Regions from separate parts of the Homo sapiens genome. Here region 1 is linked to region 2. A link is an interaction called in ENCODE POLR2A ChIA-PET data of the cell type or tissue named here. Cell type or tissue: MCF 10A. All regions are shown on one strand. Links, peaks and the distances in the headings refer to the core of each region. The heading gives the core; the rest is flanking DNA.

Evidence for each region. Peaks named below come from ENCODE experiments on the same cell type or tissue, not always from the same donor. Only the 100,000 strongest peaks of a DNase experiment are listed, where the experiment ranks them.
Region 1: POLR2A ChIA-PET joins it to region 2 with 5 read pairs; 2 of 35 experiments call an interaction of 5 or more read pairs at or near these places.

The regions. Positions count from the first base shown.
Region 1 is chr4:164,570,866-164,575,264 of GRCh38, reverse strand. No RefSeq gene overlaps it. Among named protein-coding and RNA genes, the nearest start is that of SMIM31, 180 kb to the left of the region's middle. In MCF 10A, for the core only: no CTCF peak of the experiment used is centred there; a DNase peak (open chromatin) is centred at 2,294.
Region 2 is chr4:164,620,112-164,624,510 of GRCh38, reverse strand. It overlaps the pseudogene RNU6-284P. Among named protein-coding and RNA genes, the nearest start is that of SMIM31, 130 kb to the left of the region's middle. In MCF 10A, for the core only: no CTCF peak of the experiment used is centred there; a DNase peak (open chromatin) is centred at 2,180.

The sequences.
Region 1 (4,399 bases), core at 156-4,155, 49 kb after region 2:
AGTTAGTTTTTCAACCTTGGCACCCTTCCACCCTCCCCTCTCTAGTAGTCCCCAGCGTCTATTGTTGCCATTGTAATGTCCATGACTACCCAATGTTTAGCTTCCACTTATAAGTAAGAACATATGATATTTGGTTTTCTGTTCCTGCATTAATTTGCTTAGGAATGCAACCTCCAGCTCCATTCATGTTGCTGCAAAGGGCACAATTTTGTTCTTTTTTATGGCTGCATTAGTATTCCACAGTGTATATGTACCACATTTTTTAAATTCAGTCCACCACTCATAGACATCTAGGTTGATTCTATGTCTTTGCTATTGTGAATAGTGCCATGATGAACATGCAAATGCCCGTGTCTTTTTGGTAGAACAATTTGATTTCTTTTGGATATATATCCAGTAATGAGATTGCTGGGTTGAATGGTAGGCCTGCTTTTAAGTTCTTTGAGATATCTCCAAACTGCTTTCCACAGGGGCTGAACTAATTTACATTCCCACCAACAGTGTGTAATGTCTCCTTTTCTCCACAGCCTCACCAACATCTGTTGTTATTTGACTTTTTAATAATAGCCATTCTGAGTGGTATGAGATGGTGTCTCATTGTGGTTTTGATTTGCATTTCTCTGATAATTAGTGATGAGGAACAGTTTTTCATATGTTTCTTGGCCACTTGTATGTCTTCTTTTGAGAAGTGTCTGTTTGTGTCCTTTACCCACTTTTTAGTGGTGTCTTTTTTCTTGTTGATTTATTTAGGTTCCTTATAGATTTTGGATATTAGTCTTTTGTCAGATGCATAGATTAAGAATATTTTCTCCCATTCTGTAGGTTTTCTTTTTACTTGATAGTTCATTTTGCTGTGCAGAAGCTCTTTAGTTTAATTAAGTCTCAATTGTCAATTTTTGTTTTTGTTGCAATTGCTTTTGAGGACTTAGTCTTAAATTCTTTTCCAGGGCTTATATCCAGAATGGTGTTTCCTTGGTTTATTCTTCTAGGATTCTTATAGTTTGAGGTCTTACATTTAAACTTTTAATCCATCTTGAGTTAATTTTTGTATATGGTGAAAGGTAAGGGTCCAGTTTTGTTCTTCTGCATATGGCTAGGCTAGCCAGGTATTCTATCACTATTTATTGAATAAAGAGTCCTTTCCCCATTGCTTATTTTTGTCAATTTTGTCAAAGATTAGATGGCTGTAAGTGTGTAACTTTATTTCTCAGTTCTCGCTTCTGTTCCATTTTCTCTGTTTCATTACTTAGGAGAATGGGGCTTCTGTCCCCTGACTACATTTGACATCCAAGAAAAAGACTCTAAGTGCCCTAGTTTGTGCCATGCTCTCACTCCTGTGACCAAGAGGATAGAATAAAATAATTATCTGAGGTGGAGGGAAATGCAGCTCCTCAAAAGAAAAGGGAAACTGTCCCCTGACAGAAGGAAAAAATAACAGCTGTCCATTTTGAAAAACACCAAGGTCTTCAGCTTTGACTTTCAGCAAGTTACTGCTTGTTTCAATGCCTAGAATACATTTTTTATAATTGCTATTTCAGGCATCATTGAAACTGAAACCTTTTATTCATGACCAAGCTCTATTTAGATGTCCCAAGTCTTGAGCCCCAAAAGTCTGACATCCTTATCCACACCAACCCAGAACAGTGTCCCTTTGAACTAAAAGCAGACAATGACACTCTTGGCTCACTCTTTAACAGAGAGCTCAATTAAATAAGAGACGTAGTTCCCTTATTGGGTTCACTTATCCTTGATATTGAAATAATCTTGAGAAATACAATAGTTTTCCCTAAGAACTCCAGGATTTTCAATTATAACACAAATATATGCCCAGTCCATAACTTTGACATGGTTCTTATGCTCTCCAGTGTGGTTCCAAGAATTGGGAATAGACTGCTAAGGGCAAGAGAAAGACCAAAAAAAGACAAAATTTTCATTAAAATATACAATTACTGTAAATGTCAGGTGACTTGCCTACAAGACAAAGAGAATGACACAAGGGTAAGAAAGATTTGAGTCCTTTCCATTTTAAAAGCAATGAGTCATTGGCTATTATTCCACATGGTGGCCTAACAATACTGGAGAGATTTATAAGAAAAATTAAAAAGCAATCCAGGCTGTGCACCAGAGGCACCATTCTTTGGGCATATCCTGCTAATTGTTCTTTCTATTAGCTTTCCAGATGAATACCATTCTGGCAACAGCAAAAAAAAAAAAAAAAAAGATTCCTGAGATTATAGCCCATTTCATTTCTAAAATAGTCACATTCCTACTAAGATGATAAATCAGTGTTTCAAAAGAAATGTGACTCATTCACTGTCTGGCAGGTGAATCATTACTGGATTAAGAGTTCCTAACAATATTCTAGATGTAATAATGTATTATAGCTCTTTTAAATAGTAGGTCAAGAATTATGAACCTTGCCTTTTAATCCATATTGCTTTAAAAAGCTATTATAACTAAGCACATAAAAATTAAATACACTTTTCCAGGAGATGATAAAGAGAATGTATTATTAAATTTGGTGCCAGAAATATGGCTATAATGGTAACTAAAAACAGAACAAAACAAACAAAACCTATCAGGATCAATAACCACTCAAAAGGAAAAAAAAGGAGTTTGAATTATAATACTCTCAAATCAAAGGCTCTCATTAATTTAAATTTTTTTCAATAATCCAGAAAATCAGTTATTGATACCTGACAAATAGGGAGTGGACTACATAAAAATCTCATTAAAATCCATACCATTTACCTTTGATGCCATACACAAAATAGAGCAAAATAATATAGATCTATTTTACTTAATGCGATGAAGTGTATTCAACTTTTAGAGTGCAATGACTCTCTCAAACAATTGGGTTTTTTTCTCAGTGATGAATTGGTGGATTTATTACTGGGTTGTTAGATTTGGTGGCGATAATCTGAGCCAACCTTGAAATGTTAGTCTGTCCAGGGTCTGCTCATCAGTGGCTGTCTCTATCATGGTTCATTATGTTTTTCATCAGCCAGTGATTTCACTTACCAAAATGAGGTCAATAGCTATGCCAGCTCACTCCACTTCCTTTTAAATAGCTCAGATGTTTTATAAACCAAGAAAATAGAAGCTGCTAGAGATTAAATCAAACCAAGGTTCAAGGCTCATGGTGAAGAGAAACAGATTTCAGTACATATTGGGAAGAACTGATAAAGGTGGAGAGTTTTGTTTCCATCTCGAGGACAGCTGAGAGATTGTTCTACTGCAGGTGATATGTCTGCATGTTACTTACTCATCACACCTGCCAACCTTGAGAGGGTCTCTTTGTCATTACTTATAACTGCCAATTTACAAGATGGCCCAGTAGGGAATGAAAGAACCAACTGGAACAAATAGAGGTTTTACCACAGCTGCTGTCTGCCTGCTCGAGTCAGCACAAGCAGTGAATCTTAAATAGGAAGGAGCAACCCAAATACTTTTCCTTTCGGGTCACCAGACACCACAGGCCTGCGTGATGGGTCCTGGCCTCAGCAGCTGACATTCTTGGAATGCTGTGGACCAGGTGTTAGGTTCATAGCTGAAAGGGCTTGATTTGGCCACATAAAGACTTTCTTTCCGTATTAACTGGTTCAGGAGATAACTAGAATTTTTCCTAGTAACGTTACCTTGGGTTCAAATTCCAAGGAAGATGCAACCAATTAAGCAGAAGCATCAGTGAAAAGACTCATTGCAGCAACAGGGGACCCACCCAAGGAAAACCATGACAGTTAGATGAAATGGAAATGAGATCTGCTGAAATTGAAAAAAATAAAAAAGACTTTGGACTGCCTACAACATTTTGGCTGTGCTGTTGATCACCCTCTGGTCATGCTTGTGTGTTTAGGCATTTCAGGCTAGAGGATGTTCTGGGCACATTATAGGCTCCTCTGTTCACCCTGATCTTACTTTGATTTGACCTTTTAGTTAAATTGGCATTTTGAAGGTGTTTGGAAACATGCCTTAGGGAAGGAGTTTGCAGTGGTGAGCAGAGAGAGTACTGATGCAAATGAACACAATTTATAACCATTTTGGTAGCCTGTTGACGGTGGAAGGTCATGAGACAGTGTTTTGAATATATTTCTGGGGACTATGTCAACCCCCTAAGGTGGCTGCAGGTTAAAATTTCATTTGGATGTGGCTTTAAAGCATAATAGAATGGCCTAGGGAGCTTTTAAAGGTACCCATTCCTGGACCTCATCCCTGGGCATTCTGATTTAATTGGACTCGAATAGAGCCCAATCATCAGAGTTCTTTAAAAAGCTCCACTATATTTCTAACATGCAGCCATGGCATAGACGTCCTGCTTTATTTCAAGAAAAGCGGGAGAAAAGCCATATACAGAGACATGGTGAGCTCTGTTCTCTGAAGGCATGTCTGCTGCTTTCCT
Region 2 (4,399 bases), core at 97-4,096:
TTCTCATTCATATTCTGAATTGTTTTCTTGATTTACCTGTATTTTTTCTGAATTACTTTGTATCTCACCGATCTTATTTTAAGTCAATATTTTGAATTATTTATCTTGAAGATAAATAATAAATTCTTAACCAGAATTTCTTTCTGGTTGAGATCTATTGCTGGAGAATTATTGTGTTCCTTTGGAGGTGTCATATTTTCTTGCTTCTTTGTGTTTCCTGTGTCCTTACATTGATGTTTGTGCATCTGCTGTAACAGTCACTTTTTCCTATTTTTGAATTTATGTTCATAGGGGAAGTCCTTTTCCTGAAGATATGGATATGATATTGGTTGGCCAGGGCACTTTCACTTTGATTCTGGGTATGTGCAGTAGTATAGAGTATAATCTCTGTAGGATTTTGGGGAGGCATAAACAGCATCAGTGGTGTCTGTGATTTCCTTAGTGGGTTAGGGTGTGGTTACTAGCAGAGACTATGGTGAGGTTGTGCTGAGGACAGAAATGCCACGTGGGCCAGTCTTTAGTCCCCAGTGGTGATAACAGTGGACTAAGCATGCCTGTCCTTGTGCCTCATGGGAGTTTCCACTGGTCACATTGTTAGTAGTTACCAGTGGGCAGATTCTTGGGTCTCCAGATGGCTTGCTCAGATGCCAATTATAGCGGCCATGGACCAGGTGGGTGGGTGAGTTCCCTGGCCTTAGGAAGCCAGTGTGGTGTGGGCAATGACAGTAGCAGTGGCAGGATAATTCTCTGGGTCCCAAGTGATGTACAATGATGTTGGCAGTGACTGCAGTTAGCTGGGTGGGCGAGTCTCCAGGCCCATGGGTGTTGCTTGCAGGTAGTTATCAGCTGAGACGGTAATAGCTGGGAGTTTAGGCCCAGCCTCAGGCCCCTGGGAAGAGTGCTCAAGTGTCCAACATGGTGGATTGAGTTGGGCAATCCCTAGGAGCCCAGGCTATGTGCTCTATCTAAGAGGAGAATAAAGCTGGGTTTTGCAGGTTTATGCTCAGAACCACCCCCTCCCCGTAGTGAGATTAGGTACCAGCCATGGTTGGCAGTGATAGGGTAATACCCAGGTCACAAGCAGAGTGCTCAAGTGAGGGGCAATAGCAGCTGTGCTGAGGCCCTGCCATTGGGGAGAGTGGGGCTGGCCTCAATGGCCATAGCCCAGGCTGGCAAGTGGGGAATGCCTATCTCTCTCATGTTCTAGTGCCAGTGGGGCTTGCCCCCTAGCCCTGGTGGTGATAACCTGTGCATAGCTTGTGCCTCAGCCCCAGCTGCTAGAGCCCTTGCCTAGCTTACAACTAAGTTCCAGTGGCAACTTGCACTGGCATCACAGTCTCAGTCCCAGTAATGCTTGCTTCCCATCACCAGCAGCTGTAGCCCACATCTCACTTGCTTCTCAGCCCCAGCTGCATGACTGCTCCAAGGTTATGCCCCAGTTTCAGCAGCAATAGCCCAAATTTCTGTAATACCTCAATTCCCACACTGCTGTGCCCCAGTGCAGTCTGCCAAAGGCTAGGTTTGAAAATGGTGCCCTGCTGTGGCCACATTAGGTCTAAGAAAGGTCTTAGAAAGGGTGTGGGACTCAGCCTGAGCTCCCTCCCTGGAGCAGTTCTGTCCCATAGCCTCCTAGAAGCTCCCTGTGTTAGTTTCATGGGTTGGGAGGCTTGGGGGAGGGGCTCTCCCATGGCCAGGATTTCATGATTCTATGGTGGGAATGTGGGCCCCTGGGATGTCTCTCACTTACCCTTTCCCCACTTTGTGAAGTCACTCCAGAGAATTGTTATTCCGTCAAAATGAGACAGCGAACTTCAAATTTGAGGTAATCTCCTTGTATTAAACTAGGTGGCAAAATCAAGGTGACCAAATTGAGAAGAAAATGTCCCTTCCATCAAACTCTACTCATTTTTAAAAAGCCTTGTTTTTCAGATTTAAAAGCCACAAATATTGTGTCATAGATATGATCAGCAGGTAACAGAAAAAACACAGCAACAACGACCAAAGACATTTGAGTAGTCAAATGTTTGGAGCTTTGAAGATTTCCAAACCCCTAGCTTTGCAAGTTGTTTTCCTTGACTCTATATTACTTCAGTCCCCATGCACCTAACTGCAATCAGAGTCATATTGAATGAGGACGTAGAGATGCATAGTTACTTGGCATGCAAAGGCTAGAATTGAGCAAGTTTGAGTCAGATGGTAGCTGGAATTTGCAGCTAAAACAACTTGGCCTGAGGCTGTCAGGGCCAAACAGTACAGTTCTTAAAATGTAATTCCTGAAAGAACTTACTCTTTATCAAGAAGTCAAAGTAGAAATTAGGCTAACCACTCTTCTGTTCCATCTAGTGATTCTACCCAGTATCATTTCTTGCAAACCATGTGCCAGATTGTCTATCTGCCAAGGCACACTTGAACTCACGTTCTAGCTCTCAAATGAGTTTGTGATTTCAGGACAAAATACAGGCTGGAATTCTTGGCATTGGCACTATCCACTTAGCTCCAAGTGACCATGGGCTATTACATAATTTTAATGTGTATTTGCACACTCTTCGAAGTGCATTCAAAACTCACTGGAACTGGCATTGTTATTAAAACAATGCACTGAAGAGACAGAGTTCTAACCAAATGTATTTTTTGTTTCATTTCAAATACACTAACCTTCCTTAGTAAAAAATGTTCAAATCACTGCTTAATCTTCTTGGTGGCTTCAGGGTCAGTTTTAAAGTGTTTCGGTATAGCGTAGCATCTGCAAGAATGTGAAAGATTCAAACTTTGAAAATAAGGAACCAATTACATCCAAGAGGAGAAAATAGAGCCAAACCTTGGCGGTAGTTCCGTTTATCACTTCCCTAATAAGACTTTTAAAACTATTTCATGCTTTTTGTTTTTTTTTTTAATGGAGATACTGACAGCTCGTGTACTTTTGTTTGGCACTTATAGTGGGAGCAAGGAGAATTTATTAAAGAATAAAGATGTTTTTCATTTACTTAAAAGGAGCAGGTGTTAACTTAGGCTTCCAAAATTCTTTGGAAAAGGGAAATATCCTATGGAAATTCACAGAGTCCTGAAAATCAAAATATAATCATTTTATATCTACTTGACACGATTTTTGAAAATTCTAATGCCTTGGAGGTGCACTGTAAATGCACTGGGCTAGGAACCAGGAAATTGTCAGTTTTGCTTCAGGTCCCACACTATCTGTCTTTATGACTTGAGACAAATAGCTTTGCCCCTTTGAATCTCAGATCTATCATTTGTTGATTGCAAAGTTCCCTTTCAATTGCAAAGTGTTTCATCTGAATTTATATTTATGTGAAATAATTGTGGGATTTGAAAAATACAAGTCTGGTGTCATCTCTGCACATCTTCCACAATGCAAAACAAGGCAGAGACAATAAATCTGTAATTATATTAATCTACTGGTTAATGACTAATCATATAAAATTATTGGGCCAATGAAAAAGATTAGTAAAGTCTCTAATCTGATATTAGAAACTTCTCCACAATTTAATTAATTAATTTTTAATTTTATGGGTACATAGTATATATAATTATGGGGTATATGTGATAGTTTAATACAAGCATGTGTAATAATCACTTCAGGGTGAATGAGTGATTCAGGAATGGAGTGTCCATCACCTAAAGCATTTATCCTCTGTGTCACAAACAATTCGATAAAAATATAGAACAGTTCACAATGTGCATGTCATCTTTTGCACAGGGACCATGCCAATCTTCTCTGTATGTTTCAGTTTTAGTGTAAGTGCTGCTGAAGTGAAGACTCCACTTTTTAATTGTTCATTTCTATTGAAAATATTTTCAAGGCAACTGCATAGGCAGCAGTGTGGAGGAGATCAGGAATAGACATTATTATTAACCATTAGAATAGGCTGGCTAAGAACCTTGATTGATGAATCTTATTTCTATGTCTTAGCATAGCTAAATCTGCAGCTCATGCCAACGGCTTGATACCTGCTTCAAGGTAATTAAATGATTTCCAAATAATCTAATGATTGTTTCAACTGCCAACCATTTTTGAAAAGAAGAAATATGCTTCTGTGCAAACTAGCATTAAACTTATTTTGGTTTAAAGATACATTTTTCTCAAACTGAGCAAATTTTTAAAAATCAAGAATTGTCTTTTCTAGTTTATGAAACCACTTCTCCCAAGTGTAACATCGGCTGTGAATCTATCTAAAATAGTGAGCTGATAGTCTTAAATAAGTTTCTTGGGTCAATTTACCACTGCAAGCCACTATACTGTTACATTCAGGCAGAACAGGCTAACTACAGTTAAGTGTTTCCAATTATTCTTGTTCTTCCTGCCCATTTCATTTACCTTTTGATGCCTTTTATCTCCCAGCAACATGCAAACCTATAAGGCAGAGGATGTGGTAAATAT